Linked DNA regions of Homo sapiens: region 1 is linked to region 2. A link is a loop called in an ENCODE intact Hi-C map of the cell type or tissue named here. Cell type or tissue: heart right ventricle. All regions are shown on one strand. Links, peaks and the distances in the headings refer to the core of each region. The heading gives the core; the rest is flanking DNA. Region 1 has its middle 35 kb from the start of LINC01118. Region 2 overlaps LOC105374584 (a long non-coding RNA gene).

What was found. Hi-C counts contacts between places; a loop is a spot of excess contacts. Peaks named below come from ENCODE experiments on the same cell type or tissue, not always from the same donor. Only the 100,000 strongest peaks of a DNase experiment are listed, where the experiment ranks them.
Region 1: a loop joins it to region 2, with 2.3 times the contacts of the local background. A loop is called at or near these places in 52 of 110 quality-filtered maps.

What each region holds. Positions count from the first base shown.
Region 1 is chr2:46,778,695-46,784,073 of GRCh38, reverse strand. No RefSeq gene overlaps it. Among named protein-coding and RNA genes, the nearest start is that of LINC01118, 35 kb to the left of the region's middle. RefSeq lists a silencer at 2,030-2,324. In heart right ventricle, for the core only: a CTCF peak has its summit at 3,042 (motif pointing right); DNase peaks (open chromatin) are centred at 3,075 and 3,505; H3K27ac peaks cover 2,969 bases.
Region 2 is chr2:46,648,563-46,653,941 of GRCh38, reverse strand. It overlaps LOC105374584 (a long non-coding RNA gene), which reads right to left. Exons shown (of 2, transcript XR_940058.3): 2 at 1-5,379. Among named protein-coding and RNA genes, the nearest start is that of CRIPT, 34 kb to the right of the region's middle. In heart right ventricle, for the core only: CTCF peaks have their summits at 3,009 and 3,217 (motif pointing right); a DNase peak (open chromatin) is centred at 3,221.

The DNA of each region.
Region 1 (5,379 bases), core at 120-5,119, 130 kb before region 2:
GTGGATGGAAGAACAATTCTTTTTAACCAAAGGCCAGATTAAGCAAACACTAATAATCATGGATATCATGGAAACTTCTCATTTTCTTTGGGGTCCCCACCCTACTTTCTGGGAACCATCCCATCCTCTCACTACACAGCTTCGGGGGGAGGGGGACAGTCATATTCTTATGTGGCTTGGCTCCTGGCCATAGTGGTTCTCTCTAGCTGGGCCATGAATCCCTCCCCAGGACCTCTGGACGTGGGAACTAGAGTAGCATTGGTGTCTCTCTGCAAAAAAGGAGCTGTGAGCTGTCAACTCTGTCAAATGGGGGGCAGTCTCCACATTTCCCGCCCTGGGGAAGCAGAGGCTGCTGGTCGGCAGAGAGACAAATGGAGCAGGTGCTTTAAGAGGTACACAGATAAAAGATGGAGAGAGCCCCATCCCATGGCTGAGAGTCTGGTTGTGTCCTTGGATCTTATGACACATCCCAGGTTGTTTCTTTTTTTTAATCTCCATCTTGTGTAAATTCAGTGTGAGGTTATTTAATAATAAAATCTGTGATGGGTCTTTATAATGATAAACATTACATACTTAATCTCACCTAGGGCTAACAGCAACTATGGCACGGCAGCTGCAACGGGCATGAAGAGAATTGTTGGGGGCAGGTGAGAGGGTTTCCCTGGGGTGGAGAGGGGCTTTAGAAGAAGGTCCATTTTAGCTGGACTTGTTGAGGCTCAGCATGCCTGGAGGCAGGAGATTACGTGTGTTGATTCCTTGAGACTTCAATTTCAGTATTGGAACTAATTAATGTAATTACTAAAATATCTACAGTTCTTGTTTCTGGGGTATTTCAGTATAAGGCAGGGTATCCAATAGAAATATTTAATATAATGTGAACCACATATGTAACTGTAAATTTTCTAGTGGTCACATTAAAAATGTAAAACGATACAGGTGAAATTAACTTTAATAATATCTTTATTTAAACTGATATATCCAAAATATTCTCATTTTAATATAATCAATATATAAAAATTATTAGTGAGATATTTTGCCTTCTTTTTTTGGCCGTAAGTCTTCAGGGTGCAGTGTGAATTTTAGACTCACAGCACATCTCAGTCTGGACCAGCCATAGTGCTACAAGTGCTTGAGAGCCACGTGTAACTCGTGGCTACTGCACTGGACAAGGCAGGTTTCTAGCATTATCCTCAACTAGCCAGTAGACCTGCCCTTGATAAGCGGAGGTTCAGAAACAGAGACTCCTCCTTGGGCTGGCTCAGAAAAGAGGGGTTTTGTGCAGGGATCTATGTTAAAGAGATGGTGTCTCAGAACAGAAGCCTTGGCCTGGGTGGCTCTCGTGGGATCTGAGACTGAGTTGGCTAGGGCCACATTCCCACCTTTCCAGGAACGTGTGGAGCATTGACCCTGCTCTCTGAGCATCTACTCCATTCTCCTGACTCTGCTCCTGGCTACTTCATGCCCTCACCTGCACATGACCATCATGGAGAAGACCTGTTTCTCTTTGCTTCCCTGCTTTCTGCACCACAATCCTTCTGCTTTGGCTCTCACTTCAAATGTCAACAGCCGCTCAGTTTCCCAAACTTACGTCCTGAAGGATGAATCTTAAGAGGCCCAGATCATCTTTTTCCAGGCCACAACTCAGTGGCCTTGGGAGAGGCTACCCTTAAGTCAGAGCGCACCCTGATCTAGCTAGTTACAGCTAAGAGGGGAGGAGGGGCAGATTCCTATGGGGGTGGTCTCTGGGAAGGTGACAAAAGATTGGCCTCTCATCTGACATCTTTTTCCTTATGGGAACAAAGGAGACAAAAGCCACTCTTCTGAGGCTTCAAAGACAGCCTTCTCACAATACTCTATCCAAAGGGAAGAGAAATGTCCTTTCTACAGGGCAGGTCAATTCAGTGGCAAGTCTAGAGGCTTCACAGGGAAACGGTCTCTGTATGGCAGCAGCTAGACTCAGACTTGAGGGTTTAAAAGGAGCGAGAGATGTGAATTCCCAGTCATCTGTGCCCTTGTGGAGATCTAGGCACAACAGCACAACATTCACAATAGATTCTTATTAGAGAGCTTCCTTTTGGTCTGATTCCAGCAGAAGGGTTTTGTAACTTGTATTGTTGAGTCCTCACTTTCCTGGGAGGAAGATGGAAAGGTTAGAGGAAAATGCTGGTCAAGAAAGGTCATAATTCCCTGGAGTTGTTGGATGTGACAAAGAAGCAGATATTTCAGTAGAAAGGGCACCAATTTGCCTGCTCCTTGCTCCCCACTTGGGAGACTTCAGGCCACTCTAGGATTCGGAGTTTTCCCTCCACATGGGACTGAGCAGGACTGAGCAGCGGGGCCAGGCCTGGAAGGACTTGGAGTCTGTGGAGGATGGATGGGGCAGGGTCCCCGCTTCCGGCTCCACAGCTAGCCTTGCCAGGAAGGCTTGGAGCTGCTCCCTGGCCTTGACCACCCCTGGGGAGCAACAAGCAAAAGGTTCTGAGCCAGGGCATCGGTGCTGCCGGAAGGCCCCCAGCATCCTGCCAGAACTGAATCTGACATGGCCACCCAACAGCCCACCTCCCCAAGGTTGGGGAAAGCAGCCTCAGAGATCACATTCATCAGCCTCAGAGACTACACTTTATTAGTATTGCTTTCATCATATTAACACAAGCAATAACAAGTGCTTTCAACATCCTAAACCACACATCTGGAAGCTGCACTAGGCAATACAGATATAAACCCTTCAAAGAACTGGCCACTTGTCCAGGCTTTAAGAGGCTCTGATGGATTTCAGGCCTGTCTCATTTGATCCTGAGCCCAGCCCCACGTCACCATGCTGCCCTGCCCATGCCCACGGTCATGACTGCCCAGGCACCAACCGAGCTCTGATGTTCTATCCAAACGTTGCCATCCCTAGAATCAATGGAAAAAAACAGGACTTGGAAAGCCCAGCCGGCTGCAGTGGGGGCTCGAGAGGACAGATGGGTAGAAGAGAGCTGCATCTATAGGCGCTGGCTTTCTGCCCCTCGTGGGGCCAGCCCAGCCTACTCCTGGAATAGCTCTGAGTCCGCCAGCAGAGGGCTGTCACCCTTGGGGCCTGCCGCAGGAGTGAAGCCACATTGACAGGCTCTGTGCACTCCCCCGACCCATGCTACTCATAGCTGGGGCGCTGTGAGCACATTAGCCAGCATCGCAGAGGCGGGCATATAACCCTCGCCTTGCTCACTGCACAGGGTGATTTTATCAGGACAAAATGGAAGAGCTATGTAAGTGGCTGGGTGCTGAAAAATGTAATGATGGCACTTGCTGAAATGCCATTTAACCTGGAGAACATATTTTATTAGCTGCAAAAGTGTAGTCTCCTCTAAGGAGTAAGGACAATGGAAATTCCAGGGCAAAAATGTAAAACAATAAATACTGGGCCAACAGCAAGCCAGTAAACGGCATTTCCCATTCCACTCCTTAAAAAGACTTGGCTGAGCCGCTGGGTGAACGTGGCCTCCCTGGCATTGGTCCTGGGGCCCACTGGCACAGTTCCCTTTGCTGACAGAGGCAGGTTCCCAGCCCTGATTCCTTCCCCACCACCCCCAAGGATGTCCACTGTCCCCAACCTCCCTCTTCCTCTCACACCTTCCATGCTAGGCGCCTGCCAGAAATGCCATCTGCCGACCTCAAAGTCTCACCTCATCCCTCCTCAAGCCGCACCCTGAGTGTCTCCCACTCCTCCAAAACTCAGCCCTGAGACCCGGTCCCAGGGGGTCCCTCTGGCTCAGATGTGCAAAACCTTAGGACGGGATTGCTGTCTTCCTCGGTGTGCCCCCAGAAGCAGACCCTGAGACAAGGATTCGGGTGCAAGTCGTTTATTCGGGAGCTGATTCCTGGAATCACGGAGAGGTGGTGAGGAAGACAGCCAGGGAAGGAGGAGAGCTGCTGAGGGCCACGCGAATGAGCTCTGGCCAGGGAGCCACCAAGAGTCAGTGTAGGATGCACCTCGGAATCATGCCACTAAGGGCATGGAGGCTGGAGTGGTAAGGAAGCTGGGGTATTTCCACTCAATCTGGGCTCTTATTGTTAGAGAGGTGCCTCTGGAAGGCATCGAACCCCTGAAACTTTCAGTCTAAGCTGTCCATGTGCAGATGATGTCAGAGAAAGCCCTCAGGGAGAGAGTCACAGGTCCTTGGTGAAGGAAGTCATCTGCCTGTACAGGAACTGTCCTCCAGTAGACCAACGGAAAGTGTGCTGGACATAAACAACACCACACTGACCAAGGCCCCAGAGGAGCTCTGGAGCTGGCAGCCAGGCGCTCAGTGCTCGCACAGGTGAAGGCCTGCAGGATTCAGAGTCGAAGATCTGAGTGGGAATCCTGGCTCTGTTCCAGAGCAAATCTTGAGCAACTTCCTTTCCCTCTAAGCCTCACCTTCTTTGTTGAAATGGGAAACTCATACTTTCTCCACAGGATTGCTGTGAGCCCTGAAGCCAAGATACCAGGTACTATTAGAAACTGGCTTTCAACCTTTCAGATAATGTCTTTTTGAAGTTACAAGTTGAATGCTTCCCATTCTTGCCAAGAATTACTCATATTTCTGACTAACATTACTAATGCCAAAGCAATAATGCTGGGAGTGGGGAGTCTGAAGTTGAGAATTAGTCTTGGAAGTCATATTTTACATAAGCATTATTCCACGTTATCCTGCAAAGAACTGGCCACCAGAGAGCCTGGTACTAAAGTGCGTAGCAGCATGATACGTCAGTTCAGGTAGTGCCCACAGTTATCAGTAAATTAGCTGATTCTGTCTCACCTTACTGTTCTGAACATATGATTTTTGCCCATCTCAAAATGGGCAAAATTACATTGCGATTAGTGGGGAAAATGACTGATTTTGCCATTATAAAATTCTTTTGGCAACAAAGATTTCTCTTTAGAGGAAAATGGCTATATTTAGAATAAATAAGCCAACAGGTTGAAAATACAATTTGCTAATAATTGATAGGCAGTATACTATTGAATGGAGAAAAGTAATTAAAAATATACATACATATATACATACACAGAAACATATATACAGAGAGAGCACGTGTGTGTGTGTGTGTGTGTGTGTGTGTGTGTGTATTCAGCCCTGGCTGGGAAAATGTTACAGGTTGGGTTCTCCAGAAACAGATAATGAAGCAGAATTTCGGGTGCAAAATTTTATTAGGGCTCAACACCTGTGAAGGAAGGAGGGAGCGAGTAGAATGGGAAAGAAGTTGAATGGCAACAAGGTCTTGGCCAGTCTAGCAGGAACTCTGGAGTGGATATTGTCCTGCAGAGCAAATGAGATGGCTGTGCTTTCACACCCCTGCCTCTCTGTGACAGGATGCAAGCTGCCACCAGAAGAGCATGACCTAGTGCAAGGCAGC
Region 2 (5,379 bases), core at 201-5,200:
AGGTTTCCAAAATGCAGCTAATACACCCTCTGCTGAAAAATGTGGGGTGAGTTCCTAGGCATTTGCCAAGAATCTAGAGCTATTAGTGAGTAGCATTGCTACATCTCTTATCAGAGATATTCCTTTCACCTCACCACAATTCCTCATCCCTGGCCAATCCTCTTTGCTGACAAGGTTCCCAGATTGGGGCTGATGGAGTGAATGGAATGTCTTGCCTGGAATCAGGGGTCACAATAAAATAATAGAGCAGGTGAAGGGAGTGGGCTGAGGTCAGTGAGCCAAAGATGATCTAAATGGATGAAGTCAGGGAGATCATGTCAACAAACAGTGGTTTCAAGCTGGCACGCAGGAGGGTGGTCATGGCAGAAATCTGGAACATGGGCTGGAGCTGCGGCCCTGCCCAGTCTTTCTGCAGCAGGAGTCAAGACGGGGCTGCACTGATGGCCTTCCATAACTGGCCCAGCCCTGGGCCTCGGTGTGGGCTTTTCCAGACACCTCAGCTCTCCTATCTGGGCTGCTGAGGGCTTCTTCCCAGAGGTGAAGGCTTGCTCAAGGTCCCTCTTAGTTCAGGGAGTGAAAGCCTGGAGTTTGGGGGCCAACTGTCCGTCCTTCAAGTCCTCCTCACAATTTCTCTCCAAAGGCCTACAAAGTGTCTCATGCAAAACAGATTCTTCAGACCTGACCCCCTGTTCCTCAGTTCCTATGGTATTTTATGTCCCCTGCCCCACCCTAGACTTTTACTACCTTGCACATTTGGCCATTTTCTTAAATTACCAGCTATATTTTTGGTAATTATAGCCCATGTATCTTATCACGCCAATTACCTAGTGAGTGACTTTGGGTTTAAGTATGAGTGCTTAAAATGTTTCTGATCCTTTGCTAAGTGCTGTGTATAGACTATCCCATCTAATCTGCATAACAAATCTATGAGGAGATGTCATAACTTATTACCCTCATTCTTTTGAGAGGAACTAGGGACTAGAAATGTCAACAAACTTGCCCAGAGTTCTGGCTCGCTCTGTGAGTTGAGCAAGTTATAGCCACTGTGCGCCCCAGTCTCTTCATCTGTAAAATGGGGTGAATAACAGTGCCTACTTCATAAGACTGCCAGGAGAACTAGATGAACTAATGCATAAAGTGCTCAGGACAGCGCCGGGCCCATTGGTGTTTGTACCTGGTTTGCATTTCCATTTCTCCCTTGGCTGCTGTCTTCCTCAAATCATTGGCATCCATTATTGGGCAAATTCCATTCCCCACCTTGTCTGGATGCTCCACCCTGCCTTGGGCCAGTGACTGGGGCCAGTGACTGGTCTGTGTGGAGGGTTTGGATGATGGCTGCAGCAGCTTTGGTGCCTGGCATTTCAACCCTGGTTTCTTGGGTCTTGCGGTGGTGGCTGGGGTATGGCAGATAAATAAATGAACATCTAAGAGGCAGAGCTGGATGTAATCCAGGGGGTTTGATTTCAGAGCACAAGTTCCTACCTACTATCTGTGACTTCTTTCCTTGTTGACTGTGTCTTGTTCTGTTTCTTCTGAAAGCTTTGGCAGGGACTTTGATTTTCATTTTACAGATGGAAAACTGAGCTATCATAGACATGATCCAGCCAGGGCCACACACCTGTTTCTCTTCCTGAGAATTCCATGGTGATACTTCCTATATTCATATGGACCAGGCACCATTCTGAGCACTTTACACATATTAACTAACAGATCTCACATGCAGTTTTAGGCACAAAGTGCTGCTATTTATCCAATTTTGCAGATAAGGAAGCTGAAGCACAGAGTGGCCTGATTCTGTGATCATTCTTGTCCTCTGCCTGAGCCCTCCCTCAGAACTGGGGCCAACTAATTCTGCATGCAAGGCCTACAGCAGGTGCTCTAGGTTGGTAATCTAGGGACTGAGTACCAAGGTACTCGTTGTACCACGCTTTGCCCACCTTTTCTGCATTGGTCTGTGGCCAAGGCCTCAAATTGACCCCAGATTTCAATAAGTGTTTCGGCCTAACTTCCATGGGTACATCAGATCCTCCCAGTCTGGCTCACTGCCAGGTGACCAATCGCCATAGTTTGCCATGAGAATGTCCCAGTTTTGAAGCTGAAAGTCCTGTGTTGCAGAAAACCTCTAAGTCCTGCAGCTATTTTCTGACCCAGCAATGTTCTGCTCCTTAGTGGTTATTAATCCTTGCAACTTCCTATAGATTTCCAGAGGATAACCTCTCTTCTCCAAATGATCCCCCAAATCATTTCAATTTAGCAGCAGCTGCAACACATTTTAAACCACAAGAGTATAAGCAACATTATTAGGGATACTCTCTTTCCTGATGAAAGGGATCTCTTGGGTTTACTTTCCTAAAATCACACCAGAAGAACATAACTAGCCAAGTCAGCAGTTTCCTCTCTGCCCTTCACACATGACCCACTGGGCTGTTATTTAATTTTCCCGCCCTCCCTCTGCATTTTCGTTCTCCCCAAGCACTTCTAATGGTTTCCTTTCTGTCAAGGCAAGCAGCATAATGCAGAATAAAGAGATCTGGGCTTGGCATCTGGGAGACAGCTTCAGTAGAGGAAAGAGCATGGGCGCTGTGAGCAGAAAGATCTGGTGTGAATCTTGACTCTGACATGCCGTTTTATGTCCTTGTATAAGTTACTTAACCTCATTGCACATCGCCTGTAAAAGGATAACATGAGAAAGTCCGCAGTGGCGTACGTAAAGTGACTTGCACAGAGTGGGATGTGATAGACATTAGATGATTGATGAAACAGGCCTCAGTTCAAGATGGGAGCTCCTGACAGACTGGCAGGTTCCTGATCCTGATGGGGTAAATGTGTCCAGGGAGGTGCCGCTGGGCAGCTGTTACCTGCCTGATGTGGTCTCCTGACTGGATTCTATGCTTCTTACCTTTAATGTCACTTCCCTAGGGAAGCCTTATTATAAACTCACAGGCTACTGTACTCTTTCATAGTGCTTTTCATAAGTTGAATTCAAATTTTATTTCAGTAATTATTTTATTTCTATCTTCCCACCTGACCACAAACTCCCTAAAGGCAGGGACCATGATCTATCTTGTTCACTGTTGTAGCTTCAGCTGCCAAATCAGTGTCTGGCACACAGTAGGCATTCAATAAATGCTTGTTGAATAAAATGAATAAATTAAGTGGCCATTCAAAGGTACTGGAAGAGAGAATTCCGTAAGGAAGCGTAGGCAGTAACACACCACTAGATGGCGCTAATGCCATGCATGTAAACTATCCCACCAGCTTTCTCAAACCAGAGTGATGGGTGGCTAACAGTCAATTTCCAATTTGACTTGGAAGTGATTCCGCCGAGAGTGTAACATCTTGTACTGAGCACCATGCTAGGCAATTTAACAGTTATTACAATTCTTACAACAATCACAGAAAAAAGTAGCCCATTGTACAGATGATGAAATAAATTCCCAGTAATTTTAAGTAAATTTTCTAAAGAGACACAACTTGTAGGTGATGCAGTAAGGCTCTGAACCCAGATCTGTTGGCCCCCAAGCTGTGTTCTTTCCAGAATATCTCAGTGCTTCCACTTTAGTGGTCTAATGCAACCAATAAACAAGCTTCCTGGTGCGATAGGGCCCCCTGCCCACCCCCACAGTTGGTTATTTTATTACGTACCCAGTTAGAACTCTCCACACAGTCATTGATTTCTTAAAAGTCAACTTATAAGAAAGGGATAATAAAAGGCAGAATAGATTCAATGTCTCTTAAACCAGACTTTTACATCTTGAGCTCCATTGATGAGCGAAGTGTAGCATTCTGAGGAAGGAGGAAATAATCTTTAACGTATCAATCAATCATCGATAGGTCTTCATTCAGCACCTCTGTTGCACACACAGGGCTGAGCAAACACAGATGGGCTTACAATCTGGTTGGGGACAGAAGACATGCACATATGGGACATACCAATATACAACAGTACCTAAGTACCTTGTGGACGATATATACAATATGAGCACTAGGAATCCGGAGGCCAGAAAGATTCCTGTGACTGGGGTGGTCAGGGCTGACCCTCACAGAAAACACATTCAAGGAGACAGCAAGTTAACTAGTCCCTTTCTACTCAAGGTATAGACCAAGGACAAGCGGCATTGACACCACCCGACAGCTTGTTAGCAATGCAGAATCTTGGGTCTCTTCCCTGACCTCCTGAACCAGAATCTGCATTTTAACAAGATATCCAGGTGATCTGCAATGTTTAAAGACTGTTGAGGATCCAGTGTTTGTATTCATATCTCTTTAAAGTGAACGAACACTCTAATTTCACTGTTTAGTTTTAATTTGGCATTTTGTTTTGCTTTTAGAAGAATGTACTAAATACTCTTAAGCTTCTGCCATTCTTCACTCCAAGAATCTATGGAAAATCCTAATAGCTAAATCTTCTGTGGCCTGGTGATTTCTTAACTGGAAGAAAAGCTGTTATCCGAAGCACCTTTTCATGTATTTATGCAACAGGAATTATTGTTCAAGAAACTAGACTTTAAAAAACCAAAGATATATTTTTTTGAGTGACTAAAGGAAGTTTACGTTATGCTCACTACAATTCGGGTACAGTCTAATTCTTTGCAGATTGCTAATCTATGTATGCTAGACTATGGAACCACAATACTAGATCACGTTTCCTCAGGTCATTCCCCACCTCCCCACACTGTCCCCCCATACATCATTTTGAATCAGTGGAAGTTGTTGTCATGTGGAATTTGTAATAATTCTGATAGAGAAAATTAGACACTTCACACACCAGTACATGGACAGGACTTGTTTTAACATCTCAGTAAGAAGTGACAGTGGCCCTGTGTCTAACTGTGGTTCCATGTCTCTTATCCACTCGTGGAAGCTGGGTGCGTCCCTTCAGAAATTCAGTGTGGCAGAAAGAAAAGAGCACTAGAAAACTAAGCAAGAAAACATTCCTCTGGAGAACCCTGACTAACATAAAGCCCAATCCCCATCAGCACACAATATAACAAATATGCATATGGACCCTCTCAATCTAAAATGTTTAAAAATAACAATATATAACTAAACTGGCTTGCAAAAATCACTCATTGTGAAAAAAAGAAAACTAAGTGAGAAACCATAGGCTCAGGGCTGACACACGTTAGCTGTGTAGTGCCACTTCTCTGTGTCTCAGTTCCCATCTATGAATGAAGGAGGTGGAATGAGATGGTTGCTAATGTTGCTTCCTGGTCTAGCATCCCATGAGCCTAGTTAACTAGAAGTTAGAGGATGGGTAGTTATTCATTAAACCCAGAATACATAGTCCCAAACAGAAGGGGCCATATGATCCTTACTTCCAGATATAAAAGTTGAGAAGGCTGGTTACCATAGCAACTCACCTTCATGAAGTCATTT